3 separate regions of the Homo sapiens genome follow, and regions 1 and 3 are each linked to region 2. Evidence: read pairs that join two places in POLR2A ChIA-PET (ENCODE). Cell type or tissue: GM12878. All regions are shown on one strand. Links, peaks and the distances in the headings refer to the core of each region. The heading gives the core; the rest is flanking DNA. Region 1 holds the start of LOC112268065 (a long non-coding RNA gene). Region 2 overlaps PIK3AP1 (phosphoinositide-3-kinase adaptor protein 1). Region 3 overlaps LCOR (ligand dependent nuclear receptor corepressor).

Evidence for each region. Peaks named below come from ENCODE experiments on the same cell type or tissue, not always from the same donor. Only the 100,000 strongest peaks of a DNase experiment are listed, where the experiment ranks them.
Region 1: POLR2A ChIA-PET joins it to region 2 with 6 read pairs; 4 of 35 experiments call an interaction of 5 or more read pairs at or near these places.
Region 3: POLR2A ChIA-PET joins it to region 2 with 9 read pairs; 1 of 35 experiments calls an interaction of 5 or more read pairs at or near these places.

What each region holds. Positions count from the first base shown.
Region 1 is chr10:97,190,769-97,201,396 of GRCh38, reverse strand. All of the region lies in intron 11 of ARHGAP19-SLIT1 (ARHGAP19-SLIT1 readthrough (NMD candidate)), which reads left to right. It overlaps LOC112268065 (a long non-coding RNA gene), which reads right to left and starts at 5,497. Exons shown (of 3, transcript XR_002957098.2): 1 at 5,314-5,497; 2 at 1,952-2,137. RefSeq lists an enhancer at 4,645-4,884 and a silencer at 5,015-5,064. In GM12878, for the core only: a CTCF peak has its summit at 4,655; a DNase peak (open chromatin) is centred at 4,620; H3K4me3 peaks cover 1,135 bases; H3K27me3 peaks cover 212 bases.
Region 2 is chr10:96,704,630-96,715,257 of GRCh38, reverse strand. It overlaps PIK3AP1 (phosphoinositide-3-kinase adaptor protein 1), which reads left to right. Exons shown (of 17, transcript NM_152309.3): 2 at 5,275-5,691. Among named protein-coding and RNA genes, the nearest start is that of PIK3AP1, 11 kb to the left of the region's middle. In GM12878, for the core only: no CTCF peak of the experiment used is centred there; no DNase peak of the experiment used is centred there; H3K4me3 peaks cover 1,077 bases; H3K27ac peaks cover 3,189 bases.
Region 3 is chr10:96,900,205-96,910,832 of GRCh38, reverse strand. It overlaps LCOR (ligand dependent nuclear receptor corepressor), which reads right to left. Exons shown (of 8, transcript NM_001346516.2): 3 at 3,503-3,568; 4 at 3,086-3,165. Among named protein-coding and RNA genes, the nearest start is that of LCOR, 73 kb to the right of the region's middle. In GM12878, for the core only: no CTCF peak of the experiment used is centred there; a DNase peak (open chromatin) is centred at 3,802; H3K4me3 peaks cover 283 bases; H3K27ac peaks cover 745 bases.

The DNA of each region.
Region 1 (10,628 bases), core at 1,424-9,423, 490 kb before region 2:
TTCATGTGACTCGCTTCATTGCAATATTCTCTTTATTGTGGTTGTCTGGAACTGAACCTACAATATCTCTGGAATATGTCTGTATTTCCAGTAAATTGGTAAATCTAGAGGCTTGATCAAATTCAGGTTTTGATTTTTTGACAACTATAGGTGATGGTGTGTTCCTTCCTCAAGAGGAGCACATAATGTATTATTTGTGTGTGTGTGTATGTGTAAAGGGAGTGACGTTCACAGCTGCTGATACACAATGCCTAGATTCATTCATTAATTGGTGGGTACAAAATGGTATCACTCTAATTTGATCATTCCTTTTTCATTAATTAGCTGCAACATCTTTCTTAGCAGTCAGCCAGTAGAGAGAAGCTAAACTATAACCAGTGCAATACCGCTTTTTTGTATCTTATTGTATTTATTTTTTGAGACAAGGGCTTCCTCTGTTGCCCAGGCTGGCATGCAGTGGCATGATCATAGCTCACTGCAGCCTCGAAGCAGGCAGATCACTTGAGCCTAGGAGTTTGAGACGAGCCTGGGCAACATGGCAAAACCCCAAATCTCCCTCAACATACAAAAATTAGCCAGGCGTGGTGACATGCACCGGTAGTCACAGCTACTCAGGAAGCTGAGGTGAGAGGATCACTTGTGCCCAGGAAGTCAAGGCTACAGTGAGCTGTGCTTGTGCCACTGCACTCCAGCCTGGGTGACACAGCAAGACCCCGTCTCAAAAAAAGTAAAATAAATAATAAAAAATAAAGTGGTGAAAGTTGTTACTTTCAGGAGAGGGAAATGGGGACGAGGAACTGCCATTTTCATAAAAAATCTTGCAGAACAAGTTGTCCATTTATGTCCATGGATAACTTTGATGAAAAATAAAAACTAAAATGAAAGGATAAGGCACAGAAGGAGCACGGGCTTTGTATGACACAGACCTGCGTTTGAGTCTGGAATCCCTTACTTCGTTAGCAGGGTGTTTATGAGTCACACGACCTCTTTGAACCTTGGTTTTCTTACTTTATTTTACTTTTTTTTGAGACAGAGTTTTGCTCTTGTCGCCCAGGCTGGAGTGCAATGGCATGATCTCGGCTCACTGCAACCTCCATCTCCCGGGTTCAAGCGAGTCTCCTGCCTCAGCCTCCCGAGTAGCTGGGGATTACTGGCACGCACCACTATGGCTGGCTAATTTTTGTATTTTTAGTAGAGATGGAGCTTCGCCACGTTGCCCAGGCTGGTCTCGAACTTCTGACCTCAAATGATTTGCCTGCCTCAGCCTCCCAAGTTGCTGGGATTACAGGCGTGAGCCACCTCGCCCAGCATATTTTATTTTTTTGAAACAGAGTCTGGCTCTGTTGCCCAGGCTGGAGTGCAGTGGCGCGATCCTGGCTCACTGCAACCTCCGCCTCCCAGGTTCAAATGATTCTCATGTCTCAGCCTCCTGAGTAGCTGGGATTACAGATGTGCCAACATGCCCAGCTAATTTTTGTATTTTTAGTAGAGGTGGGTTTCACCATGTTGGCTAGGCTAGTCTCGAACTCCTGACCTCAAGTGAACAACCCGCCTCGGCCTCCCAAAGTGCTGGGATTACAGGTGTGAGCCACTGCGCTCGGCCAGTTTTCTTATTTTAAAATGAGGCAGGGGTTTGGGGTGGAGAGGCTAATTCCCACCCTATCCAGATCTCATGATGGCGTGATAGTGAAGCGGAAGATTTTGTACGCTGTGCAGGATGAACCCCACAGGAAGCGTTATCCTCCCCGATAAGACACAGTGCCTTGGTGACTGTTGAGGGGCAGGCTGTGCTTCAGGTGCCAGAGAACCTCGGGCAAATCAAGAGGTGCCAGTCCCTGCAGTCCAGCCTCAACTTCTCTCCTCTTCCCTCTCCTCAGTCAAGAAAAACCAGTTAGTTCCACTTGGTAGAAAATGTGCCCAAACTTGAGCCTTTCCTGGGTCCCATGCTTACCTGTGTGCTGCGTTAATCTGCCAGCCCTCTGTCAAGGGGCTTCCTTCCTGTGGGGTGCCCCTCCCGCTGTCACTCTCCCGCATCCAAATGTGCTCTTCAGAAGCCACTTCCTCCTGGGAACTGAACCCAGACTTTGGGGAAGCTGCCACCAGTCCATAGTGAGAGTCAGGCTTCCTCAGAGTGTGGCTTAACAAATTGAAGATGATAATTAATAATTAAGATGGTAAGATGATTAATTAATTATCTTAATCAACATACTTGTGTATACATGAGGGAAAGCTGAGAGTTTTGCCTCAAAGCACAGCTGGCTGGAGCACTGGATTGAGATGGTTCTGAAGCCGAGCTCAAAGGAAAGGAGTGTGGTGATTAATTAGCGACATCTGCCGCGGGCCGGGGAGGGGAGAATGGTAGCTTGCCCACTATGCACTTGTCATCCTGGCCGAAACGATTTCTTCCTGTTTTCTATTGAGGCATAACCTTCATAAAGTGCACTGATTTTAAGTGTATAACTTGATGTATGTTTACATACTTATGCTTAAACGTGTATATATGTGTATAAATATTTATACACACACGCACACATTACCACCACCTAGATCAAAATACCATTTCCAGAGGCCCAAAATGTCCCCTTGTGCCGGCTTTCAGTTACTGCTGTCTCAAAGGCAACCATTATTTTGACTTCTGTCACTATAAATTAGATTTGCTTGTGTTCTATTTCATATACATTGGATTAAACAATATATATTCTTGTGTCTGGCTTCTTTCACTCAGCATAATGCCTGTGTAATTCATTAATGTTGTTGAGTGGCTTGTTCTTGCTCATTATTCCATTGTATAGCTACGCCACAATTTGTTTATCCATTCCCCTGTTGATGAACATTTGAGCTGCTTCCAGTCTGAGCTATTCTGAATGAGGCTGTCATAAATATTCTTCTACATGTCTTTTGGTGGACCTAACCGCTCATTTCTGTTGTGTGTGTATATATATCTATATCTATACATCTATGTTTATATACACATGTACAAATATATATACGTACAAATATATATGTGTGTGTATACATATATTCAGGAGAAAAAGTGCAGAGTCACAGGGTAGGTAAACGTTTAGCTCGTGAAGTAACTGAGTTTGACTCACCAAGCCTTGAATTGCATCAAACGTGAACGGCTTCCATTGCATGTAAAACAGCGTGCTGGGCTCCAGGTACACACATATCTGTTAAACTGAGACTCTGACTCTGAGATATGATATCAACTTAGAGCAAGTCTTAAAGAAAAGCAAACACCTAATACAACCAGGCAGCTCATTCTCTAACCTTTCCCTATTTTCATATTTTATAGTACTTCATATTTTTTTTTCTTCTTTTTTTAATCCAGGGTCTTTGTTACCCAGGCTGGAGTGCAGTGGCGAGATCTCAGCCCACTGCAGCCTTGACCTCCTGGGCTCAGGTAATTCTCCCACCTCAGCTTCCCGAGTAGCTGGGACCACAGTTGTGTGCCACTATACCCAGCTAATGTTTGCATTTTTTGTAGAGATGGGGTTTCACCATGTTGCCCAGGCTGGTCTAGAACTCCTGGACTCAAGTGATCCACCTGTCTCAGCCTTCCAAGGTGCTGGGATTACTCACATGAGCCACCATGCCCGGCCTCTATATTTTCAATTACTTAATTGAACTTTGGTTTCCTGCAGGCTCTAATAAATCTTGCATTCCCCCCAATTCTTTCTTGACTTTCCAGAGGTTTGTTTAGGCTTGTTTTGCCAGATATCATGTCTTCTTTAGCTTTCTTTGGTTGTCCCAGAGCAGATCTTATCTGTATTGGCTAGGAAAAGAGTTGGGGACACATCCCCAGTCCAGTGATCAGTTCCCTATGCCTGGAAATTTTTTTTCCAATCAAGAAGAAAAAAACTTCTCCAAGAATGACCTCTTTTAACCTCTTTTAAAATGGGCTTTTGCTTTTTGAAATAACAGCTGCAGTATTTATAGTCTGTATTGAATACTTATGTTTGGCCACTAAATACTTCTGGCTGTAGAAGACTCCTGACTTGTAAATTTGCTTTTGATTTTAACAAGGATCACATGTCTTGTTTGAGCAATATAGGGCCTTGTTCATGGTGGATGCACAATAAATATTGAATGAACTTAATGAAAATCATTTAAGAAAACATTACATAGACTGTAACTAGAGGCGATGGAAATTTCCTTCCAGCTCTAAGGTTTTAAGGCGAAGCCCTCAGAGGATATCTTCATCCTCAGCCTTGGGAAGGAGTGGGGAGATGACGAAGGGAGGGAGGGAGTGGCTCTTTTTTTCACTGTAGACAGGAGTGGAGCTGCGTGGGCAGCGGTCGGGCGTCCCTGGGTTGGGTGTATTCATCCAGCCTCCAGCTACTCTGACTCTAAACAATGGTCAGTACTCTTGGATTTCTAAATTCTGTCTGGTCTTAATCTAAACCCAGATTAAGGACCTGGGTTTTCTAGTCCCATTTCCGTTCGTTTGCGTTTCACAAGCATTTATTGAGCACCTACTAGGTTCCAGGGACTGCGCTGGGGACTAGACTGCACACATGAGTTGCACAGAAGCTGACAGATACGTGGGCAGGTAGAACCACAAAGGCTTCATCTCAATATGTAAGCGGGGTGATGGAGGGAAGGCATTCGGCTCTGCCCCCAGCAGTTCTGTGACCTTGGGGCAGCTGCTTCTCCTCTAGGGGCGCTATTTCCTTATCTGTAAGATAGGGGGATTGCAAGGTTTTCTTTCCGAAGTCGCTTCCAGCTGTACTGGGCCGGGGGGCTATGCATCTGTCCCCGCCAAACGACGCTGAGGACAGGGTGGTTGGACAACTGGACAGGCCTCAGAGTGGACAAACCCAGAGCTTCCCTGGGTGCGCCCCTCACAGATGGTGCCTGAAACCTCCCGAAGGGCCTCTGCGCCGCCCCCATTCCCGTTTGTCCGGAGGCGCTGTTTTGATTGATCCAGTAGAGGTGCGCGGTTTCCGTTTGCTTGGCGCCCTTCTTAGCAAACGCACCCACCCCCAAGCGGCGGTACAGATGGCCCCGCCCCGCCCTCGCGCGTCCTCGCGGCCCCCTTGCGCTCCCTCCCCCGGGAGTCCCGTCGTGCAGAGCCGCGCCTCCGCGCCGGGGAGCCAGTGTCCGCGAACCCAGCCGGCACTCCGGGTTCCGCGCCGCTGCCCCGACGCCGCGGGCCGGGGCTGGTGAATGTTTATGGAGGAGGATGAGAGATCCTCCAAGGACCCAAACTGGCTTGGCAGCGGAAGCCCAAAGCAGCCACCAAACGGTCGATTTAAAAAACTCATCCTGCCCTCCCTGGAAACCTCTCCAAGCCTTTCCAGCCTGGCCTACCTCAGCTCCCTGACCCAGCTTCAGTATTGCGACGGTGATTTTAAATCTGCCAGCAGTGTTGACACCGCTGTCTGGCCTTTGCAGGTGCCAGGCCTGGGCGTGAACAGGGGGCTTTGCCACCCACTGGCTGCATAACCGAGCAGCAGTCGACAACTCCTCCAAGGCTCCGGTTTCTCCTCTAAACAGTTAACAGCAACTCCCTTACAGCGTTACCTGCAGATCATTCCTGTGTGACATCATTCCAGATGTGACATCAACAGCAGGCAGTTTTGTCATTGTGCAGTAAAAAGGTTCAGGGTGTGACATCTGGCTTCAGACTGCCTGGGGTAAGATCCCCTGTCCCTGTCAGTGGGGCATGATGAACAAGTTTCTTAACTCCCTGGGCAGCAGTTGCTTAATGCTAGGGATCACTGGCAGCAGGAGACAAAGACCAGTGGAGGACCCGCGTTCTGGACCACATTTTCTCCCTTAGCTGAGCCATCACTTATTATTTTTTATTGTGCTAATTATATACATATGACAAAATTTACCATTTAGCCATTCTAAATGTACAATTAGTGGCATTAATTGCATTCATAGTGTTGTGCGATCATCACCATTTATTTCCAAAATTTTTTCCTCACACCTAACAGAAACTTTGTACGCATTAAACAATAACTTTCCATTCCCATCCCCCTCCAGCCCCTAGCAACCTCTAATCTACTCCTTGTCTACATAAATTTGTCTGTTCTAGATATTTTCATACAAACTGTCGCTTATTTTTTATTTTATTTTTCTGAGACAGAGTCTCTCTCTGTTGCTCAGGCTGGAGTGCAGTGGTACAATCTTGGGTCACTGCCACCTCTGCCCCCCTGGGTTCAAGCAATTCTCTTGCCTCAACCTCCTGAGTAGCTGGGATTACAGGTGCCTGCCACCACACCCTGCTAATTTTTGTATTTTTAGTAGAGATGGGGTTTTGCCATCTTGGCCAGGCTGGTCTTGAACTCCTGACCTCAGGTGATCCGCCTGCCTTGGCCTCCCAAAGTGCTAGGATTACAGGCGTGAGCCACCGCGCCCAGCTCGTCGCTTATTTTTTAAGCACCCTTTGCAGATTAGAGCAGCTCCCTCAGTGCAGGAATATAAAATGTGTTATTTAGTATTTAGTGTGTTCACATAAAATCATTAAATTTCGTATACGAAATTTAGTGGTAATTTTATTCAAACTATAATGGTAATTACATTTTTATTTCTAAAAATTTTTTGTAGCTTATTGTAGAAAATATGGAAAATATAGAAGGGTATAAAATAAGAGACTAAAAATCACTGATAATTCCAATGATTTAACATTTGGATGTATTCTCTTTTAATTAGATTAGATTTACTTTTAAGTTCATTGAATGTTTTTAGGCTAGGAGCTGCTGAATCTAGGTTTTTGCCATTTTGAGAAGGACAACTACATTTGCGATGAGAAGACCACCCACAGTCTGTGAGGGAAAGGAAAGGTCTAAGAATATCTGGGTTTCGTGTCAGTTACACAAGCAGACCCAGAACACACACATTTGCAGAAGGAGCTAAGGAAAAAGAAGAAGAAGGAATCCTCTAAAATTACTTGTACATAATGTTTGTCAAACGGAACTTTCTCTAGACAGACCTGTTGCCTAAGTTATCCCTATAACCAATTTTGGCTTTTTAAAAAAATGAACACACTAACCACATGCCTGTACATGCAGCATAAGGCACTTTCTTTTTTCAGTTTTTAAATTTATTATTATTATTATTATTATTTTTGAGATGGAGTTTCTCTCTTGTTGCCCAGGCTGGAGTGCAATGGTGTGATCTCAGCTCACTGCAACCTCTGCCTCCTCCCAGGTTCAAGTGATTCTTCTGCCTCAGCCTCCCAAGTAGCTGGGATTACAAGCATGCACCACCACGCCAGGCTAATTTTGTATTTTTAGTAGAGACGAGGTTTTACCACGTTGACCAGGCTGGTCTTGAACTCCTGACCTCAGGTGATCCACCTGCCTCGGCCTCCCAAAGTGTTGGGATTACAGGCATGAGCCACTGCACCTGACCAAATTTATTATTATTTATATATTTACTTTTTTGAGACAAGGTCTTGCTCTGTTGCCCAGGCTGGAATGCAGTGGTGCGATCACGGCTCACTGCAGCTTTGACTTCATGGGTTCAAGCCATTCTCCCACCTCAGCTTCCTGAGTAGCTGGGACTACAGGCGCAAGCCACTGTGCCCGGCTAATTTTTGTATTTTTTGTAGAGACAGTGTTTCGCCATGTTGCCCAGGCTGGTCTTGAACTCCTGAGCTCAAGTGATCTGCCTGCCTTTGCCTCCCAAAGTGCTGGGATTACAGGCGTGAGCCACTGCGCTTAGCCCATAAGGCACTCTCCTATGTACTACCCATTCAATCCCCACACTGGCCCCAGGAGGTAGATCTTAAGTAAATGGGTATTTTACATCTCAGCTCTGCCACCTACGTGCTGTGTGACCTTGGGTGAACTCCCAAACGTCGTTGTGCTTCCAGCTCCTTCTAAGTTTCTTGGGAGTATTAAATGATTTAATAGGTAAAGGTCTTGGAAGAGTATGAGCCCCTGGAATTTATAGGTACAATAGAAGTGTTTGTTAGTTGGTAGGATTATTCTTTACAGACAAGGCCCCCAAGATGCAGATGGATTAATGAGCTCCCTGATGCTGCATTTTTGTCATCTTCTTGGACTTTGGAGGACTGAAGGCTGACTCCGATGGAGAAGGGGATGCGGTGGAGAAGGGGATGCGATGGAGGAGGGGATGTGGTGGAGAAGGGGGTGTGATGGGGAAGGGCGTGTGATGGAGAAGGGGGTGTGTTGGAGAAGGGCATGCAATGGAGAAGTGGGTGTGATGGGGAAGGGGGTGTGATGGAGAAGGGGGTGTGATGGAAAAGGGGATGTGATGGAGAAGGGGATGTGATGGAGAAGGGTATATGATAGAGAAGGGTTTGGCTCTATGATGGGCTTCCAAACAGGGTCTCTTCCTTCCTACCTGCCATGGGAGGCAGAAGGGGCTGAGGCAGAAGACAGTTAAAGGAGAGAACATAGATCATATCTCATGCCTCAGCTTAAATCCCCAGATGACTTCCTATTCCCCTTCGATGGGATGGGGGTGCTGACCTAACCCCGCATGAGGAAAGGCTTCTTGAGGAGTTATTGCTTAAGCTGAGACCTGAAGGGTGTAGAGAGCCACACCAGCCGTGGGAAGACCATTCTAGCGTAGGGACTGGCCTGCACCAAGCATTATGTGCTTAATAAACTGCGAGAAGCCTGTGTGGCTGAGGCCCCTTCCTCTCTGGCCAGCTTCAGGGCACTTGTCAGGGTCATGTAATTGTCTGTTTGTTTGACTGTCTTTCCCCAGCACACAGAGCATGTTTTGAGGGCTTGAAGTATTGTCAAAAATTTCTTCCACATTTCTGTTTCTGGCCAAGAAGATATAATGGGACAATTTTACCCCTCCTGGCTTAAACAACTGACAAGCCAGGGAAAAATGGAAACAACTCTTATGAGACACTAAACAACCGGTAGTGTGGGGCAGTGATTTCTGAGAGAGAGGAAACAAATGGGATGAGCCCTGTAACTGCCTGGCTTACAGCGTGGAGAGAGTTTCCAGGCCACAGAGCAAGAGGGGGACCCAGGTGGAACCCAGCATCAGTCTGAATTGAGGAATCAGAGCTGAGAGTCCAGGGAGGCCAAGGTGGCTCAGGTTCCCATGGAAGACGGGAGAGGAAATTGCTGCACAGAGAGAATGAGCAGCTAGAGATCTGCAGATGGTTCTTCCCTGCTGTGCCACCCTCTCCTCCCCTAGTCTTCAGCTGAGAACTGATCAGTGCCTGTGTGTAAACTATCTGAAGGTGGGAAAGTTCCACCCAAAAGGAGCAGGCAGAACAATCCTTGGAGTTCCTGCAGGGTTGGGATTAGCTGGCATTTCCACCAGCCAGAGCAGAAGCCTCCTAATTCACAGGGCACTGGGGAGACCATTCAGAAGGGTAGGGAAATCAGCCCTCGACCACAGGCTAGTCCTGGTCCTGCCCAAGAAAGCTTAAAAGCAAGCCTCAAAAGGATCCAACTGGCTCCAAGTAACTTGACTCTGTTCCAGGACAAAGCTCAAGAGTATTTTTTCAAAATACAAGAATATCCAGCACCCAGCAAGGCAAAATCCACAATGTCTGGCATGAAATCTATAATTACCAGGGTACAAAGTACTGTAGCTCCCCTTTATCCATGTTTTCACTTCCTGTGGTTTCAGTTATCTGTGGTGTAGTACAATAAGATATTTTGAGAGAGAGGGAGCTAGAGAGATGACATTCACATAAGTTTTATTATCGTATATTGTTATAATTATTCTATTTTTCTTATTAGTTATTATTGTTAATCTCTTACTGTGCCTAATGTATAAATTAAACTTTATCAAGGGTATGTAGGTATAGGAAAAACATAATGTAATAGGGTTTGGTACTATCCTTGGTTTAGGCATCCACCTGGGGTCTTAGAATGTATCCCTATGTAGATAAGGGGGGACTACGTAGTAGGAAAATATGATCCATAATGAAGAAGAAAAGTAATCAATCATTTCAAACCCAGAAGTGATACATATAATAGAATTGGTAATGTAGTTATTACAACTATATTCCATATGTACACTAAGGTAGAGGAAAATATAAGCATGTTAAGAAGATACGTGGAAGATTAAAAAAAAAAACCGAAGTAGATTTTCTAGAGATGAAAAGTACAATGTCTGAGATAAAAATTGTACCAGATGGAGCCGGTACGGTGACTCAGGCCTGTAAGCCCAGCTCTTTGGGAGGCTGAGGTGGGCAGATCTCTTGAGATCAGGGGTTCCAGACCAGCCTGGCTAACATGGTGAAACCCGATCTCTACTAAAAATACAAACATTAGCTAGGCACGATGGCACACGCCTGTAGTCCCAGCTACTTGGGAGGCTGAGGCAGGAGAATCGCTTGAACCCGGGAGGCGGAGGTTGCTGTGAGCTGAGATTGTGCCACTGCACTCCAGCCTGGGTGACAGTGAGACTCCATTTCAAAAAAAAAAAAAAAATTACCAGATGGGATTAACAGCAGATTAGATACTGTAGAAGAAAAGATAATGAACACGACAATACACCAGGAGAAACTCACCAAAACGAAAGAGAGAGAGAAACAAGGCTAAAAAAAGGAACAGGGCATCATCCATCCATGGACTATGAGACAACTCCAAATGGCCTAATTATGTATAAATGGGGCCCCCAAAAATGAAGAAAGAGAGGAGGGAACAAAAAAAAGTGAAGAAATAATGGTT
Region 2 (10,628 bases), core at 1,354-9,353:
GAGTACTGGTCAGTTATTTTGTAGAATAGCCCTCAGTCGGGATTTGTATGATATTTTTTCCCATAATTAGACCAGGGTGCTGGGTTTCAGGGAGGAAGACCACAGAGGTAAAGTGCCAGTCTCGGCCCATGGTATTCAGGGCACACACTCTCAACATGATTTGTGACTGTCAATGCTGACCTTGATCACTGGGTTTCTCTATTGTAAATTTACTCTTTTTTTTTTCTCCCTTTCCACACTGTGCTCTTTGGAAAGAACTCACTTGACACAGCCAAACACTAAGTTCTCTGTATAAGGAGTTACACTCTACCTCCTTGAGGGTGGAGTTATCTATCTACATAAATTATTCAGAATTGTTATGCATGGGAGATTTGTCTTTTTTCCCCAGTGTATTTATTCAATTATTTATTTTGTATCAGTATGGACTCCTGTATATTTCTTTTATGCTTTGGGTTATAATTCAATATTATTTTATTTATTTTGTTGCTCAAATGGTTCCAGCTTTTGCCACTGGGCGCTTTGAGTTGACTCGTGTTCCTTTGACATATGCCTGTCATTGAATTTTTGTTTGAGCATTACTTTCTGGCACTACAAGATGCTCCAGGCTCATATTGAATATTTCCTGCCCCAGGAAGTATTTAATCCTAGACTCATTCCTAGAATCCATCATTTCACTAAGGAATCCTGGATCCTTTTATTGGAGAATGGTATGAGAAACCCATGGCACTAGATGTATTTTATTAACTGTATTTTCTAAACTATATTCTGTATTTCCTTGACTTTTTAAATTGGGTGCAACTTAGAGATTAAGAGCATGGACTTTGGAGTCAGATCCCTGCTCTGGCACTGACTAACAATGTGCACTTGGGCAGCAGCAGCAGTAAATCTTCAACGAGTTTTAATGTCTGTGTCTGTAAAATGGGGCTTTTTGATAACATATACTTTGTGGATTGTTCTGAGGATTAAATGAGAGAATGTACATGAGATGCTTAGCAGAGTGACTAACACATGATCAGTGCTCAGGAAACAGAGCTGAATCACGATTTAAACTTTCCTTGATGACTTGGAGTCTTTTTTTTTTTTGAGACGGAGTTTCGCTGTTATTACCCAGGCTGGAGTGCAATGGCACGATCTCAGCTCACTGCAACCTCCGCCTCCCGGGTTCAAGTGATTCTTCTGTCTCAGCCTCCCGAATAGCTGGAATTACAGACGCATGCCACCATGCCCGGCTAATTTTTGTATTTTTAGTAGAGACAGGGTTTCATCATATTGGTCAGGCTGGTCTCGAACTCCTGACCTTAGGTGATCCGCCTGCCTCGGCCTCCCAAAGTGCTGGGATTACAGGCTTGAGCCACCGCAGCCAGCCCTTGACTTGGAGTCTGTAATGAACAGCAAGTATTATGATGTGCTGTTCACAGAGGAGCAGGATCTGCTGTTAGCTGGTGAGGCAGGATCCAGGGGGAAATGAGTACCCATTCCCTCAGTGGCCCTAGAGTTTATAATTTTAAAAATGTTCACTTACTTTTGGATCACTAAATTCTTCTTATAAAATTGGAGTAATCACTCATGGCCATGTGGTCTTTAGAACAGTGTAAAGCTGTTGCTTTTCTACTAAGTCAATCAGTGCCCCAAAACCCAAGCTGCCTCTCAGTCTCAAGCAATCCTCCTACCTCAGTCTCCTGAGTAGCTGGGACTATAGGAGCACACCACCACGCCTGGCTAATTTTTGCTTTTTTTTTTTTTTTTTTTTTTTTAAGACGGAGTCTCGGTCTGTCTCCCAGGCTGGAGTGCAGTGGCGCAATCTCGGCTCACTGCAAGCTCCGCCTCCCAGGTCCATGCCATTCTCCTGCCTCAGCCTCCTGAGTAGCTGGGACTACAGGTGCCTGCCACAACACCCGGCTAATTTTTTTTTTTTTGTATTTTTAATAGAGACGGGGTTTCACCGTGTTAGCCAGGATGGTTTTGATCTCCTGACCTCGTGATCTGCCTGCCTCGGCCTACCAAAGTGCTGGGATTACAGGTGTGACCCACCGCGCCTGGCCTAATTTTTGCATTGTTTGTAGAGACGGGGTTTCACCATGTTGCCCAAGCTGGTCTGAAACTCCTGAGCTCAAGCAATCCGCCCGCCCTGGCCTCCCAAAGTGATGGGATTAGTAATGAGCCACTGGGCCTGGCCCCAAGCTGCCCTCTTAAGGGTTCTTCTTATGCTTAGGAAATTTTCTTCTTCCCTCTTCTTCACTTTTTTGCCATCACTTGCCAACCCTATTGAAAACACTACTTATGGTTTCTTCATCACTAGTATATGGGACCACAACCATCCCTTCCTGAGATTTTATTCTCCTTCTGCTTATTGCACAAATTGTTGACATGATACGCATATGTATGCAGAGGAAGGTGGTGGCTACCCTTTTTCACTTTTGCATTTTTACAAAATGCTCCAGGCTCCTTGCACAGCATCACTAACATTGCATCCTTAATGTTATAATGAAATGTAAAGTCTTGCACCTGTCCTACCTGATGGCTCGTGCCCATGCACGCACATCTGCAATAACACTTGACACTTAGAAGAACGTTTGCCTCTTAAGATAAACCAGCCACATAGGAAGGAAGGACAGAAAGAAGGTAAATATATTCTGATAATTTAACTCTGCTTCTCAATGTCAGTTGCATAGTTATGTAGCTTTGCCAATGTTATACCTTCTATAGTTTTGAAATGATTTTTCCATTGAGGTATAAAGAAATATTCTACACAGAAAAAAAAAATCCAAGCAGCAAAGATTTTTATTTATTTATTTATTTTTATGGCAGGCTGCAGCACTGGTGCATTAACTTTTTGTCCTTAATCTGTGTAAGCTTTGGAATCAGGGTAGGCATTCCTGAAAAGGACCATTATGTTCACAATTGAGGGAACAGACCGTGATCAGAATTGAGTTCTCTGTAGAACCACAAATGTCCAGGGCATCGTCAGAATTGCGGACTGGTTTTCGCCAGTTCCATACTGTTTGTCTAAGATTGCCTTTTTAAAAGATTTGTACACCTTCCCTTCAAAAATACTCTCAGGCGGATCAACTTGCTCCTGCTAAGAAGTCTACTGTGGGCTTTATATTAGCACTGGATTAGGGCTCCAGAAAACCAGGGGGACTCAAAACAGAATGAAACTGCAAACATTCGTTTTATTTGCTATTTTTAAAAATTTGGTAATATGGCCGGGTGCGGTGGCTCACGCCTGTAATTCCAGCACTTTGGGAGGCTGAGGTGGGTGGATCACGAGGTCAGGAGATCGAGACCATCCTGGCTAACACGGTGAAACCCCGTCTCTACTAAAAATAAAAAAAAAAAATTAGCCGGGCGTGATGGCGGGCGCCTGTAGTCCCAGCTACTTGGGAGGCTGAGACAGGAGAATGGCGTGAACCCGGGAGGCGGAGCTTGCAGTGAACCGAGATCGTGCCACTGCGCTCCAGCCTGGGCGACAGAGCGAGACTCCGTCTAAAAAAAAAAAAAAAAAAAAAAAAAAAAAATTTGGTAATCTCATCCTGGGGGAAATCAGAACTATGTTGGGCTTGCATTGTACATGTTGCTTTTTGGTTTGAATATAGTGGTGGATTGGATGGGGGCAGGCAAGAGGATTCATCCTATGATCTTTTCAGAGCCTCTAGGTCTTGCCTAAGTCCTGCCTCTGTCCTTTTCAACAGGAAGCATCAATGAAATGCGGCCCAGGCCTAGCGTTTAATTGTTTTAGTCTACAACTTAGGTGGTTCCCAACCTTCATAAAATGTGACCAGCTTCCTTCTCTGAGTTCCCTGTTGTGTTGTATGGACACTTTATACTCACCTCTTCCAAACCACACACAGAACAGTTTGTTGAATTCATGGAGAGATGATGACCCAAAACAGTGGTAACAGTTACATTAAGAGCCAAGCTTTTTTGAACTTTGGTAGTTGGAAGCTATGACTTACTACTCGTAAGATTCTTGACATAGTTCCTGATGGGTGGTGCAGGTGAGTTGGGAAGGAGGCTGGACTGGGAACCAGGGAATAACCTGAGTGTCAGTTCTGGCTCTGCCAATAATCTAGAGTATGAAGTTGAGCAAGTCCCTTAACCTTCCTAGATGAAATGTTTCTTTCATCTGTAAATGAGGAGTTTGGGCCAAGTGATCCCTAAAAGCCCTTTTTGACTCTCTTTTTGGCATTTGTGCTTTGTTAGAGGAAGAAAGCCTATGTTATAGGCCAGGTGTGGTGAGGGACACCTTGCAGATTGTATTGTGGAGGTAACAGCATTAATTCACAACTACCATGCACTTTAATATGATACATTATTTATATTCATGTGAGGATGATGACACCAGCTACCAATTCCTGAGGGTTTTCTATATGACAAGCACTGTGCTTAGCAGTTTACATGAAATATCTAATTTAACTCAAATCCTTACTTGGCCACTGTGAATCTTGTGCAAATTACTTAACCTGTCACACCTCAGGTTTCTCATTTTTTTAAAGAATGGGCTAATAATAGTACCTACCTTCTAAAGTTGCTGTGAAGATGTAATGAGTTTAGTAGGCAATGTGCTTGGAAGAGTGCCTGGAACATAGTAACCTCTATATAAGTGTTTGCTGTTGCGATTATTATTATTTATTATTATTGTTATTATTGTTATGATCTCATACTGCTTCAGGTGTGGGGGGAAGGTGCATGCCAGGCAGAAGCAATAGCTCGTGCAAGGATCTAAAACAGTATGGGGTTGGGCCTGGTGGCTCACGCCTGTAATCCCAGCACTTTGGGAGGCAGGGATGGGTGGATCACTTGAGGTCAGAAGTTCAAGACTAGCCTGGCCAACATAGTGAAACCCCATCTCTACTAAAACTACAAAAATTAGCTTGGCGTGATGGCAGGCATCTGTAATCCCAGTTACTTGGGAGGCTGAGGCAGGAGAATCGCTTGAACCCGGGAGGCAGAGGTTGCAGTGAGCTGAGATTGGGCCACTGACTCCAGCCTGGGTGATAGAGCGAGACTCAGTCTCTAAATAAATAAATAAATAAATAAATAATAAAACAGCGTGGTATGTTTGGGCAAAGATAAGGAGTCTGGTATGATTGGAACACAGACTGTAAATGGGGAAAGAAATGCGTGAGTGAGGTGTGCTGGTGTGCTGGAGGCACACCACGAAAGATTGTGGGTGCCAGACCCAGTGTCTGGATGCTCTACCTTTGCAGGCTGTGGGGAGCCACCTAGAAGGGGAGGTGTGCTAACATGCTTCTGTGCCTCATTCTTGTCCAGGGGTGCCCAGAGGATGCGACATCCTCATCGTCTACAGCCCGGATGCCGAGGAATGGTGCCAGTACCTGCAGACCCTGTTCCTGTCCAGTCGGCAGGTCCGCAGCCAGAAGATACTGACTCACAGGCTGGGCCCCGAGGCCTCCTTCTCGGCAGAGGACCTAAGCCTTTTCCTCAGCACCCGCTGTGTCGTGGTGCTGCTGTCCGCGGAGCTGGTGCAGCACTTCCACAAGCCCGCCTTGCTGCCCCTGCTGCAGAGAGCTTTCCATCCTCCGCACCGCGTGGTCAGGCTGCTCTGCGGCGTGCGGGACAGCGAGGAGTTCCTAGACTTCTTTCCAGATTGGGCCCATTGGCAGGAGCTCACCTGTGACGATGAGCCAGAGACCTACGTGGCAGCTGTGAAAAAAGCCATTTCCGAAGGTAAGGATTTCTTCTAAAGATAAGCAAGCCCTAGAAAAGTTGCTAATCCAGGTCCTAGGTGTAAGTTTATATTCCAAAATGAGCGGGGATCTCACTATGTTAAGAGACCTGGTCATATTTATGGGTTTAGAGCAGCCTATTTCTGGGGTGGGATAGGGGCAGGACAGCTCTCCTGGACTATCAGGAGAGGAAGAGGACACTGTCCCTTTTCTTCTGTACTAGGGCAAAGGCCTTCTTTCTAGAATTTTCTGTGCCTTGGAAGACACAGGACAGAGTTCCAGCCTAGAAAGTAGTTGGGGCTGGGAGGCAGAGACTTAGTTTGCTGTTGGTGTGAGGAACAAGACTGCCCACTCTCCTGCTTGCATGTTACTTCCATTTTATCATCACGCGAACTTCACATTTTTGTTAAAAAAGGGTTTTTTTTTTTTTTTTTTTGAGTCGGAGTCTCCCTCTGTCACCCAGGCTGGATCGCAATGGTGCGATCTCAGTGGACTGCAACCTCTGCCTCCAGGTTCAAACGATTCTCCTGCCTTAGCCTCCCGAGTAGCTGGGATTACAGGTGTGTGCCACCATGCTTGGCTAATTTTTTTCTATTTATAGTAGAAACAGGGTTTTATCATGTTGGTCAGGCTGATCTTGAACTCCTGATATCAAATGATCCACCCGCCTCAGCCTCCCAAAGTGCTGGGCCTACAGGCATGAGCCTCCGTGCCCCGCCAAGGCATTGTTTTTTTCGATAACATGTTTATAGAGAAATAGCCCTCTTCTCTATTTCCCACCAGCCTAGCTTCTATATTTTGCCATTTCTCCTTTTAGAGTAGGAAAATTCCGATCCTTTCTGCCGGGGTTAGTGACTTCAGTGGCCCCAGGAAGTGTGACACACACTCTGATTAACAGTAACAGAAGACATGCTCTGGGATGGACACATATCACAGCTTTTCTTCCTCTTTTTGCTTTCTTTTTGCTTTTTTTTTTTTTTTTTTTTTTTTTTTGAGACAGATCCTCGCTCTGACGTCCAGGTTGGAGTGCAGTGGTGTGATCTCAGCTCACTGCAACCTCCACCTCCTGGATTCAAGTGATTCTCCTGCCTCAGCCTCCCGAGTAGCTGGGATTGCAGGTGCCCACCACCACACCTGGCTAATTTTTGTATTTTTAGTAGAGACGGGATTTTACCATGTTGGTCAGGCTGGTCTCAAACTCCTGACCTCAGGTGATCCACCTGCCTCGGCCTCCCAAAGTGCTGGGATTACAGGCGTGAGCCACCACGCCTAGCCTCTTTTTGTTTTCTATTTTTGCCTCACTGTGGGCTATGAATGGGCTATGTGTTTATATTCTGTTCTCTTGCCACATGAGATCTTATATACCTGACGCCAGCAAAGAAGCCTGGAAAATTATGGTCCTGATTTAACTGTGCCTCAGTTATCCCTGGTGTGACTTGGGCATTAATTTGTCTCACCCACCCCTATGCCATCTGATAAATGAAATCAAGAATTTACTAATTTTCAGTGGCCTTAAAAAGGTAATGTAACTTCCTAGGTGCTTTTATCCCAGGAATTGGCTACTCTAAACCAATAAACATGACCACGTCTTTTAACAAAGTAAGATTCCTTCTCATTTTGTAACATAAATCACTAGTGTGAATGTAAAACATGTCTCACCTGAAATGCCGGGACCTGGATTAGTACTTTTTCTAGAGTTTGCTTATCTTTACGTTAGAAAGACAATGATAGAAAAAGCATATAATTCATTTTTGCATGATTGCCTTTCATTACTTTGAAGGAATTGTGATCTGCCCAAACTTACAAAAAACTGAGACACAACTGGTTGTTTCTGTGGATGATCTTATGTCATTGCATCGGTCCATTAGGATCTCGCAGGCCAGCCCCTGGAACCCACCATGGATGTATTGCCACTGACTGGGCATCTCATACTGTACGCTGTAACAGATTGTTCTTTAAAATATTACAGTAGTGTGGCTGGGCGCAGTGGTGCACACCTGTAATCCCAGCACTTTGGGAGGCCGAGGCGGGCGGATCATGAGGTCAGGAGTTAGAGACCAGCCTGGCCAATATGGTGAAACTCCATCTCTACTAAAAAAATACAAAAATTAGCTAGTCGTGATGGTGCGTGCCTGTAATCCCAGCTACTCGGGAGGCTGAGGCAGAAGAATCACTTGAGCCCGGGAGGCGGAGGTTGCAGTGAGCCGAAATTGTGCCACTGCACTCCAGCCTGGGCGACAGAGCAAGACTCCGTCTCAAAACAAACAAACAAACAAAAAACAGTAGTGTTATTTTTTGAAGTAGATAGAAAAAAGGATTATTTTAATATTGTTTGGATGTGTCCAGTGATTCAATACCTGGATAAATTGATCTCTTCTACTATTTCACTTTTTACCAAAGACTGTAGTTCAGTATGCTATGAGCCTTTAGCTTCAAGTGTCTCGGAAAGAATGAACTCATTTACAGGGTGCTCCTGTTCTAAGAGCAGGAACTTCTCATCAGAAAGAGATTACTTTAATGGGAGATTAAAATAAGCTGCTTAGTGGGATATCTTTGCAGTTCAGAATCAATGGATATAGGGACAAATGGAATTGTAAGAAAGAGAAGAGGAGGAAGGAAGCCTTATAGCCTCAATATAACTTTCTTATCTGGTATTAGGTTTGTGAATTTGGGGATTCAAGATCTCTGTCGGTGCTAGGATGACTTGGGTTTGCTTTTTGGGTATTCCATAGCCATGGCCCTTGGTTGGCCTTGACTCTGAGGCCATATTCCTGATTTTTTTTGCTGGACAAGCTTTCTTAACAAACCTGATACTCAGAGTCTGGCAGTGTAGAAAAAAGAGCATTGACCAGGGTTAGGGACACTGCATTACCCGGCTCTGCTGCTAACCAGATGCCTAGTACTGAGCAAGTCATTTTGCCTCTTTGAGTTCCAGTTTCCTTTTCTGTAAGTGGCAGATTTAGACTTGATCTAAGACACTTCCCAAGGCTAAAAATCTGTGATTCACCTAGGCCAGAAAATCTTAAATATTTTTGAAGTATGACCTTCTTGCCACATTTCATACCTGCTTTGACTCCCAGGAAGCTTAGGGCTAGAACAGTATCTAAAGACAGTACTCTCCCTACACTACATTTCTGGGATAATTGTGTCCTTAGGTACATTCCCTATAACTTGTGATAACCCATCTTTTTAAAAAATACTCCTCTTGCATACATGAGGTTTTCCTAAGGTACCTCAAAATAAAAGCAAAAGCTAATATTTTCATATACGTTACTACACCAGCTGCCCAGTCCCATGAGAAATAAGTACATGAAACTTGTTTCTTTGACTTTCTCTGTTAAAAAAAAGAATCCCAATAAGAAATTGGCTGGGCATGGCCGGGAGCGGTGGCTCACGCCTGTAATCCCAGCCCTTTGGGAGGCCGAGGCGGGCGGATCACGAGGTCAGGAGTTTGAGACCATCCTGGCTAACACGGTGAAACCCTGTCTCTACTAAAAATACAAAAAATTAGTCGGGCGAGGTGGCGGGCGCCTGTAGTCCCAGCTACTCGGGAGGCTGAGGCAGGAGAATGGCGTGAACCTGGGAGGCGGAGCTTGCAGTGAGCCGAGATGGCACCACTGCACTCCAGCCTGAGTGACAGATCAAGACTCCATCTCAAAAAAAAAAAAAAAAAAAAAAAAAAACAACTGGCTGGGCATAGTGGCTTATGCCTGTAATCCCAGCACTTTGGGAGGCTGGAGCAGAAGGATTTCTGCTTTGAAGTTTGAGACCTGTCTGGACAACATGGCAAAACCCTGTCTCTACAAAAAATACAAAAATTAGCTGGGCATGGTGGTGTGTACCTGTTGTCCTAGCTACTTGGGAGGCTGAGGTGGGAGGATCACCTGAGCCTTGGAGGTTGAGGCTGCAGTGAGCTGTGACTGAGCCACTGCATTCCAGCCTGGGGATCAACAGAGTGACACCCTGTCTCAAAAAAAAAAAAAAAAAAGAAATGCAATGGAAAATTGATAATGGGGATGAATTAATAGTAGAGACAATAATTGTGGAGTTATTGATTGTAGGGCTATTGAAACTACAGGGAGACAAATTTTAGGAAAAACTTCCTAATTATTAGAGCTGTGTGAAGGTGGAATGGGTTGCCTTTGAAGGTGGTAAGTGCCACATCTCCAGGAGTAAGAGAGTAGATACTGCAGACGTGCTGTAAAGGGATTTAGCTTTGGGGCCAGGGTTGGGCCATGTGACCTTTACAGCCTTTTGATCATAACATTCCCTTACAAGAAGTTCCCCTTTTCACCAGGAACACATTTCTCTTCTGAATTCAATTTTCCTCCTTCACCTGGTATACCTGAGGTTTTTGACTCCCAACTGAAGAAATACTGGTCATGTTCCTACTCAGACCCCAGCAGTAAATAGCATGAAAAATACCTCACTTTATAATTTATGTAACCCTTTAAAATGGTAAAAGTCCCAGAATATTTACATGGCTATATGTCTATTTTTCTTAACTTTGAGATACCTTTTGATAAAAAGGACTATTTAATGAGATATTCACTAAGCCCATTTAAAATTTAGGCTAAATTTTAGACCATGTAAAGTTTAAAGTAAAGCTTAAAGATCAAAGAGAGTGGAGTGGGTAATAGAGTAGAGGAGGTTATTTTATTCTTGAAACTTAGATTACAGGTAGTCAATTATACTTTCTTTTGCTGCTATGCTAGCTAAACAATGCTTCTCAAATTTTAATGTGCACAGAAGGACCTGGGGATCTTGTAAATATGCATATACTGACTCCTTGGGTGGGGCCAAGATCCTGCATTTCTTTTTTTTTCTTTTTTCTTTTTTTTTTCTTTTTGAGATAGAGTCTCGCTCTGTCACCCAGGCTGGAATACAGTGGCGCAATCTCGGCTCACTGCTACCTCTGCCTCCCTGGGTTCGAGCAAT
Region 3 (10,628 bases), core at 1,240-9,239, 200 kb before region 2:
AAAAGTATGCATAGCTGCTGCTTCCCAAATATCAGGTCAATATTTCTAAGTGCTTTTCCAAATACTACCTAGATTATCTCACCATGCCAATCTCAAACTCAAGATCCAGTACCATGCTCTATGCTGCCACCTATTGGCTATTACCATATTCTCCAGATAGTTCTTTCTATTTTAGAATCTTAAGCCAGCCTTAAAATGCAAGCCTCAGTCCAACGGATATAATACATTTCCAAAAAACAAAACAAAAAAAATACTTAATTTCCAGACTCTAGTCCTTCTCGGACAAGATGCTCCAAGTGACTGCAAAGAGTTCCAATATAAACACTTTAAGTCTAACACAACTAAAGAAATACTGTAAATCTGACAATTCACATGATATAGGCTTTCTCTTTTACTATTTTCCATTACAGATGTATGACTGTCTCCGAAAATAATAAATGCCAAAGACAGGATATAGTATCTAACGGAGAAAAATAGCTTTCCCAGAACCAGCTGAGCTGTCAAATGGAAAAATTATTTCTATTTAGAAAACCAACTAAAAACTGTAGAACTACAAACAGTAAAACAGTTGTTTTAAGTGCTTCACCATTTCATGACTTTCTCTATCTGTATTTTCTTCTAAAAATATTCACACAAGCTGGGTATGGTGGCATGTACCTGTAGTCCTAGCTACTTGGAAGGTTGAAGAAGCAGGATCACTTAAGTCCAGCCTGGGCAACACAGTGATACCCTGTCTCTTAAAAAAAATTCATACAATATTTTACCCTCATACAGCAAAGGAAAACTCTCAATCATATTACAAGAATATACTATATACAACTACCAAGCATAGAATGGCTCTCTTCCTCATCCTAACCTGAAAAAAAAATTAGTAACTGTTTCTTCTTTTTATTTTTCAAAAATTCCTATTAAATGGCTTGCTCAATAAAGAGCCACCAGAGACACACACACACACACAGAGTTTAAAATTATGAACTTCAATTTCACTGGAAGTTTAACTCAAAACAATGTTGCTTTCTTTTCTAGTCTCTCTTTTTGGAGCCAGATTAAATTTTAAAACACGTTCTTCCTCAATTCAACAAAAACAGACCATTCCAAATAGAGCAACAACTTTTTCATGTAGAAAACAAGAAAAAGAAGCCATACAAGAAGAACATGAAAAAGCACTTATGTTGGCTACACGTTGGCTTTCAAATTTTAAAGCAACTTGCCAACACAGATAAATAGTGATACAATGGTTATATGCAGGGGTACAAGGAAGCATACAGCATGGTCTGTCTAGTTTTTAGCAGTTGACAATGTAGTAAGGAACAAAAGATTCAAATATGAAAAAGGATGAACAAAATAAGGCAGAATATTAACTGACAAGTAATTGGCACAGATAATATTGACAACAGTGTGAAAGGCTGAAACAGCAATAGAAGCAGAGGAACGATGGGGCTTAAGAGTAAAAACAAAGGAATTTCTAGCTATAGAGAAATAGCTTAGTTGAAAGAAAACTGTATAGAAGACAAGTGGGATATCATTAGAAAGAAAAGTGGTTAAAATGTGGAGGGTACTGAGGCACTGTTAGGCTAATGAATCCAGAAGACAATGAGAAAGTCATCAAAGGCTAAGTATAAGGTAACATTTCTACACCATTTGAGGGGTGAGGGTTGGGAGGAGTTTAACCTTGTAGGAATATTTAAGAGACTGAAGAAGACTAAGAGAGAACTATAGTAATGATTGTGGAAATGAAAAAAAATGAAATTCGTTGTGAGGGAAAAACTGATAAAATCTGGTCAATGATTTAAGTTAAGAGTGTATAGGACAGAAGAAGGCCGGGCGCGGTGGCTCACGCCTGTAATCCTAGCACTTTGGGAGGCCGAGGCGGGCGGATCACAAGGTCAGGAGATCGAGACCATCCTGGCTAACACAGTGAAACCCCGTCTCTACTAAAAATACAAAAAATTAGCCGGGCGAGGTGGCGGGCGCCTGTAGTCCCAGCTACTCGTGAGGCTGAGGCAGGAGAATGGCGTAAACCCGGAGGGGGGAGCCTGCAGTGAGCAGAGATCGCGCCACTGCACTCCAGCCTGGATGACAGAGTGAGACTCCATCTCAAAAAAAAAAGAGTGTATACGGCAGAAGAAAGCATTTTCAAGGCTTTAAAACAGGGAATGGATGTACCATGAAAAAAAAAAGTAGTAAACCACTATTAATAAATGTTTCCAACAAGTGAAATGTTTTCTAACAAAATTCTGTTTATGTTTAAAACAAAGCAATAAAACAACAAATACACAAAGGTTCACCCAGTTTATACAATTAAAAATAATAGCATTCATGCCCAGATATTATGAAGAAGTGTCTTAAAGTAGAAACCATAGTATATCATCATCTACATGAATTAGTAACTGCTTGATCCAGATCTACATTACTGTTCTTTTTGTACTAAAAATAACTCCCATTACTTGAATTACCACACATTTCATTTTTTAAATAAACACAACAGTTTGAGACAATTAATTATTCTGCCTAGTGAACTATATAAATAAAACAATGCATGGGCTGGGCGCGGTGGCTCATGCCTGTAATTCCAGCTCTTTGGGAGGCTGAGGCAGGAGATCACTTGAGGTTAGGAGTTCAAGACCAGCCTGCCCAATATGATAAAACCCTATCTCTACTACAAATACAAAAATTAGCTGGTGTGGTGGCAGGTGCCTGTAATCCCAGCTGCTCGGGACTGAGGCAGGAGAATCGCTTGAACCCAGGAGGCGGCGGCTGCAGTGAGCAGAGATCGTGCCATTTCACTCCAGCCTGGGCATCACAGAGAGACTCCGTCTCAAAATAAAAAAAAAACAAAAAAGCAAAAAAACAAAATAACAACAATAAATGCATGGTAGGATATAGGTTTCTTAATAGGCTAATCAACAGGATGGAAATAACTTAAATTGCAAAACCCAGGATTACTATCAAACTCTTTCATAACTAAGTATGAAACCATACCTTCCTTTTCCTACAAATCCTCCAACAAAGTAACACAATGTTTTAAAAGATGAAAACTTTAAAATACTACACTAAATAAAAGTTTCACAGGCTTCTTAGTTACCTTTACTTTATCTCTTCTCAAGCAACAGAATAAACAGTTTTCATCAAAAGTCCAATCAGAAATGCTTTCAGGTTCACAGTCTGCAAAAATAGTAACAAATTAATAGTCATAAAAGAGAATTTTTAGGAAAATAAATTAGAATTAATTTCAAAAATATTGTTTAACAAAAAACTAAGTAGTTAGGCCATATTTGTCTTAAAAATTTTAACTCTTAAATTCTTAAGTCTTAACTGCTCACTAGTTAATACATTATTCATACATATATTAACAATATCAACTAAACACAAAAAGATGCTTACATGAATATAGCTTTAACCCACATGAAACCGTGAATAAAAAGGAGACTGAGGCTTAAAACACCAACGTATCATGTATGGCACCAGGAAGAATTTGAAATACCAAAAATATTTTGAATACCTTTAAATAAACTGAGATCTTTTAATAATGCAGGTCCAAACAGCCCTTCAAGAATACTTTCAAACCCTGAAAGGATAAAAACAAAATCCATTACCACAATAATATTCATTCTAGTATTGAATAATCTTTGCATAAAAAAAAAAAGATGGTGTTTTCTTCCAGTTCTCAAGGATCCTGGATTACTACTGAAGGGATGCTTAGAAAAAGAGTGTCAATGACAAATCTAAAAGGAGCATTTGCATTTCTGTCAATGATTAACATTCAACACAAATTCTGAGCACATTCAAGAACAAGACCAATGAAGGAATGGAAATTCACAGGTTTTCTCACCATTTTACAAAATCCCAAACACCTCTTTGTACAAACTCTCAGGCTCCATTTTAAAAGGTACTTTTCTCAATGAATGAGTCAAAAACTGCTTCAAAATTTCCACAACTTTCTAAAATAATCTAAATAGCATTTTTCAAAATACCAGTTGAGACAACAGATTTTGAGTTAAGTTTATGAAATATTTACTGAGAAAAACTACATCACACAAACACAAGGTGCAAGACTTTTGTAAAGAAGGTACAAGACTTTTAAAAGACTTTTGTAAGTATTTAACATTGCCACAATAACTATGTACTGGTTCCTTTATAAACGTAAACCCCACTGATTGTACATACAAAAAAAAGAGAAAAAAATCAAATATACTTGTACACAAATGTTTAAATTATTATGTCCTTCTACCAGTGTGAAAAAAGTAGAAAATGAAAAAATCAAAAACTTTTTTTCTGGCTTATTATCTCAAATACTGATGGATCTACTGAATAATTTAAAAATATCTTTGCCATCTTGCAATTTCTTATGGGTCAAGAGAGTAAGGAGGAAAACAAGAGCAGGAATCAGACTGTATCTTTATACAACATACCAGAAATAACAGATTAAAGCAGTGGTTCCCAAAATGTTTGCCATGGACCTCACCGGGAACTCAAATGGTTATTACAAACAAGGAGTCTATGAATCCATATGCACTCTCAGTGCGGCCTCGAAATTAACGTCTTGTGCATTCAGTATACATACTACTTTTCAAAGGCATAGGATTACTGCAATAAAGTAAATATAAAAAGTGTTACTGAATTCCTAGTAGCTAGGGGCACTGTGTATTTTGCCACATAATCTGTCACCTAGGGGTTTGCGATTTAATTGTTAAAAAGCACTCCCATGCTTAAAAGATAAGGTACCCCTTAATTTAAAATACTATATCCTGCCGGACACATAAGGCCCCCTCACATGTATCAATTTTTGACCACAAATACAACCACAGAAAAGGATTTAGAAGGTAAGGGGGTAGAAATGATGGCCTCTGAAAATGGCATTTTGTTTATCTGGCTATAAGAAGAAGAAGATGGTAATGTAAGGGATTTCTTTGCCTTGGTATTAAGCCATAATTTTCAGTAATCTCTAGTTTGTGTTATTTACACTGTAATTAGAGAGCTGGTTTTTCTATACTATATGATATATCCTAGATTCCAGATTTTTTATTTATTGTTAGGGAGCAATTGTTTTTCAACTCTCTTTAATTCCCATCAAGATTATTCCAAGGACATTAACAAAATCAAACTACCCACTCAAACAAATGGGAGGTATCTATGTCTATTATTTACCTACTAAAATTAAAATATATTCCACTAAATTGCTATGGTCCCCTCTCTTCCACACTAGGGAGGAAAAAGGGTTGGGGTAGGGCTGTGGGGGTGGGGAGGTAGTGATAAGAGAAGAGAAGAAAATGCTAGATACTGCCTATTTTGGCCCTGGAGATCAGATATTTTCAGAACGATCTGACTTAAAAAAATAAATAAATCCCACAGCCTATCTCCAATTCTTAAAGCCCCCCTACCTGCCCTCCCAAAAGAAAATCTGATTTCACAAATAATAAAGTATTTCAACACCTTGCAAGCATCAAATACACAACGCAAATAGCTAAAGGAAATTATTAAGTAGGTCTTATCCTGAAGAGCAAATCTAATATTCTTTCACCTGGGTTTATATAAAATTGTAACAAATTCCAAATTTTCGGGCTGAGCGTAAATTCTTGAAAAGGAAAAAAGTAAATATAGCAAGAAATAATGCCAGGAAAGAAAAATGCAAATGAAAGCTTTGGGAGATAAAAATTTTAAAGAAGAACAGAATCTGACATAAGAAAATTGGGCAGAAGATCAATAATACTAACAAAAATTTGAGTCACAGATGAAAAAGCAATGACAAAGAACAAAAGCAAACAAAAAAAATCTGGTTATAAACACAAAGATTTAATCACAACTAATTTTGCTCAAAATAGCAACTGTAAACAAGTCACTCCTCTTTTGCTCATATCTGCAACAATACATTAAACCTAACAAATATTATTGATTAGATACTGTAAAGTCGTATTTTGCTACCCTCTGTTCACTGGATGTTAATGCCACTCAGTTTTATTAATACTAAATATTGAATTTAGCAGTTGCATAGCAACAGGGAATGTCTGACGTGCTATGCTTGACATTAATGAAAGGCAAATAAGCGAAGAACAAATATATTCAAAATGTATACCATGATATCACAGAAAAGCCAGAAAGATCAATAACAAAATGCCATGGAAAACTAAATACTGAAAAAGACAGCCATGCCGTTATGTTCAATCACTAAGGCTTAAAAACTACCTTTACATATCACATATAAAGAAAAATTATTTATTTTATCGAAGTTGACTACTTTTGAAAGAATTCCTATCCAACATCACAACTAGTCTCAAGGTTGAGCTCTAGTTTCTTCTTCACTGCAACCTGCACCATGTCTTCAGGCTATTCCTAAAACACTGCTTCAATGATGCCACCACCTCTTCAAAGTTCACACTGGTTAAAGAACAAACCCCAAATTCCAAATTCGGCAATCAAAACTGCTTATAATTTGACCCTACCTACTGTTAGCTGGCTTACTTACCAGACCTTTCCTGCTCATTCCTACAGCTCTGGTCAGGATGGTCTTCTGTTGTGTTCAGTGATCATTCCTACCTCCTAACATTTTCTGAAGCCTCTGCATCTCACCTTTGCTAAAATATAGTATCTCTCTCCTTCAAGATAACTCTTCACATTGTTCAACAAATACATATTAATTTATTCGACATACACTAACTGAGAGTCTATCATCTGCCAGGGACTGTTCAACAGGCAGTGTTGAGCTGCCATGTTACCTGCCCTCATGAATCTTCAGTTTCCAGTTCTCTCATCCTCAGAATTCTCAAGACTGTTGCTTGATTTTAAATAAAAGTCAGTTGCCTAATGTCTTCTCTGCTTTCTGCCATTTACAAAACACTGTCTTTTCAAGTATTTTGTAAAATAAAATTTGTCACAGGCTATCTAAACACTATGTTCTCATTTTTCTTTTATTCATTTATGTCTTATCTCCTCAAGGAGAATTAATGCTCCAGGAAGGCTAGAAAGCAATGTTTCTCTTATAGGAACAATGTTTCTCTCACAGAAAGGCTTCACATGCCTGATTAGCTTCCGATTTAATCACACAGCTCTCGAAAACAGAAGATAGAAGACTAAAATCTCCCACAAATTTCCCCCTTCAATCTAAATCACAATCCATTTCCAACGAAAAGGGGGAAAACAGGTTATAAAAAGTAACAGAATAGGAATATATCAAATACAAAGCTAACTAAGGTCAGCAATATAGCCTGTTCTTTTGGAAAAAAATTAACAGAATGAAAAAACGGTTCCTGGGTCTTGGGAACCTCTCCTCTGAGATAACCAGTACAGAGACTAGTAGTTTCAGAGAGGTGCTGAAGGAAATGCAGGAATATATCAGAAAATGAGCAATTTTTACATCAAGGCCCCTGGATCTTGTATGCAAGCTTGTACTGAGCTTGGTGCTCAGTCTTCAATAAAGTACAATCACATGCCACACAACGATGTTTTAGTCAAGGATGGACTGCATATACCACGGTAGTCCCATAAAATTATAACGGAGCTGAAAAATTCCTACTGCTTGGTGATTACAGCCATTGTAATGTTGGACTGCAATTACTTTATTCCTAAGTAAATTTAGTGTAGCCTAAGTGTACAGTATTTATAAGTCTACAGTAGCGTACAGCAACATTCTAGGCCTTCTTGTTCCCTTACCACTTACTCACTGACTCACTCAGAGCAACTTCCAGTCCTGCACTCTCCATTTATGGTAAGTGCCCTATCCACGTGTGACAATTTTTACTGTACCTTTTCTATGTTTAGATACACAAATACTTACCACTGTGTGACAATGATATTGTGTGACAATGGTGGTATTTCCTACAGTATTCAGTACAGTAATGTGCTGTACAGATTTGCAGGCTAGCAGCAACAGGCTATACCAAATAGCCTAGGTATGTAGTAGGCTATATTATCTAGGTTTGTGTAAGTATACTTTACGATGTTTGAAAAATGATGAAACTGCCTAAGGATGCACTTCTCATAATGCAACCCCATTGTTAAGCAACACATGACTGTATTATATTTTACAAAGTATCAGTTCAAAGGTGCTTGCTGGCAATAATAATCAATTAGTGTCCTAATAAACAAAGAGGGGAATGATATTATCTGGAGTTGTTTGCTTAAAAGTCAGGATGTGTGACTTGATGCCACCACCACACTGAGCCTTCATACGAAGTCAGTCACAAAGTGAAAGTATTGGGTTGGTGCAATAGTAATTGTGGTAATAATTTTAGAACACTAGATTATACAATCTTTTATATTCTATCCCAGGTAATTAAGGTAATCAATTCTTTTTAATTGACATTCCAACTATCTCAGCATGTTATTAAATCAAAGATCAAATGAACTTCTATAGATAATGAGCAATGACCATTCAGGCTTCTCTTCCCCTTACTATCCCTGGTGATTCCTTTCATTATTAGAGAACTACATTCATTAATAATTCTTCCTCTCCTCCTGAGCACATTCTCCCAGATGATGCACTATGATGAACCCTATTTGTTGGCTCACTTACCACTCTCAGAATTACCCAGCACAAGAACTGATGACAAAACCTAGCCAGATATACCAAAGAGAAGTAACACTTTAATCACGACTAATGGCCCAAAATGAAACAGAATTAATGAAGACAAAACAGCAGCACTTGAAGACAAATTATAAATAGTATTTTTATTGAGGCCAGGGAGAAATAGTATTTTTTTTTTTTAAGAGCAAAGAGCTCTGAATAAAATAGCAGAGAACAAATGCTTGGGGGGAGGAGAAAAACTACTAAAATTACCAAATAGAATTAAGTAGAGAAATACACAACAAAGTAGTGATTTAGAAAATTAACTTAAGAAATGTCCTACTATCAGTATGGACAACATGGTAAAACTCCGTCTCTATAAAAAAGTACAAAAAATTAGCCCAGGGTGGTGGCACACACCTGTAGTCCCAACTACCCGGGAGGCTGACGTGGTAAGATCACTTGAACCCAGGAGGTGTAAGGTGCAGTGAGCCGAGATTGCGCCACCGCACTCCAGCCAGGGCAACAGAGCGAGACCATTGAAAGAAGGTGGACCGATGGACAGATGGAGGAACGGATGGAAGGAAGGAAGGAAGAAATGGCCTAATATTGTATAGTGAAGTGTCAAAGACACATACATAATGAGAAAAAGATTAGAGATGAGGTGGCCAGACGTGCAGTATCTGTAAAATAGGATTTTTAGAGCAAGAAAAGGCAAAGAATGAACGTTTTAAAAATTTAGAAGGAAACAAAAACTTCCTAATGTTGATTACTGACTTGAGTCTTCTTATCTAATGGGCTCCATGAAATACTGGGGCAGCACTAGGGGGTTGGAGGGGAAGCTACACATGTAGACTCTCCTGGTAAAATATCTGAATTTCAACAATAAAAATTTACAAGCTCCAAATATGGAAAATATTTCACTTAATTTTACTTAAAATAAGAGGAAAGAGATTTAGACTACCAGTCATTTCACTGGTAAATGTAAATGCTAAACATGTATGGAGAGCTGGGAATGGTATGTGGTGACACACACCTGCAGTCCCAGTTACTTGGGAAGCTTAAGTGGAAGGACTGCTTGAGTCCAGGGGTTTGACCTGGGCAACATGAGGAGACCCCATCTCTTTTTATTTTATTATTTTTTTTTTGAGACGGAGTCTCTGTCGCCCAGGCTGGAGTGCAGTGGCGTGATCTTGGCTCACTGCAAGCTCCGCCTCCCGGGTTCATGCCATTCTGCTGCCTCAGCCTCCCGAGTAGCTGCGACTATAGGCGCCCGCCACCACGCCTGACTAATTTTTTGTATTTTTAGTGGAGGCGGGGTTTCACTGTGTTAGCCACGATGGTCTCGATCTCCTGAACTCGTGATCCGCCCGCCTTGGCCTCCCAAAGTGCTGGGATTACAGGTGTGAGCCACTGCGCCCGGCCGACCCCATCTCTTAAAACAGAAAAAAGAAAAAAAAAAAAAAGCCTACGAAGCAGTGTTTACAAAATTCTAGAGGAAAAATGAAGACAATGTGTTGCTTATGAATATTGATAAAAGACATTTATAGATATTCTCTGATTTGGGAAGTAGAACAGCCATTCACTCTGGGGGGTAAGGGTTACTCAAAGTAGTTCCATTAAGAAAAATATGATTGGGAATAATGATCTCCTGAAAAGGGAAAAGACTGTTTATATAAAAACTAATGGCAGGCTGCTATAAATACCTTGTCTTTTGATCTCTAATATGTTGTCAGTCTTCATTTTCATACTATTTTTGTTTCTTTTATTCCTTGATTGATCCTATCAGTTTCTTTTTTAGTTTTTTTCTTTTAAAAACCTACTTTGACTTTTTTGTTCTTCTCTATTATATCATTGATTTCATTAAATTTTGCTTTAATTTTTTTCAATTATCCATTTCTTTGGGTTTATTCTATTGCATTTTTGTCTAACTCGTAAGAGATTCATTTACTTATTTTCAGGTTTCTTTTTTTAAAAAAAGAATCAAGTATAGGATGACTTAAAAGAACTAAAATTTTAATTATTGTATATTAAGAGGTAATCTGTGATAAACAAAATGTGGTATATCCATACAATGGAATAAAATTATAATATGGATGAATAAGCCTCAAAACACATTGTGTTAGGT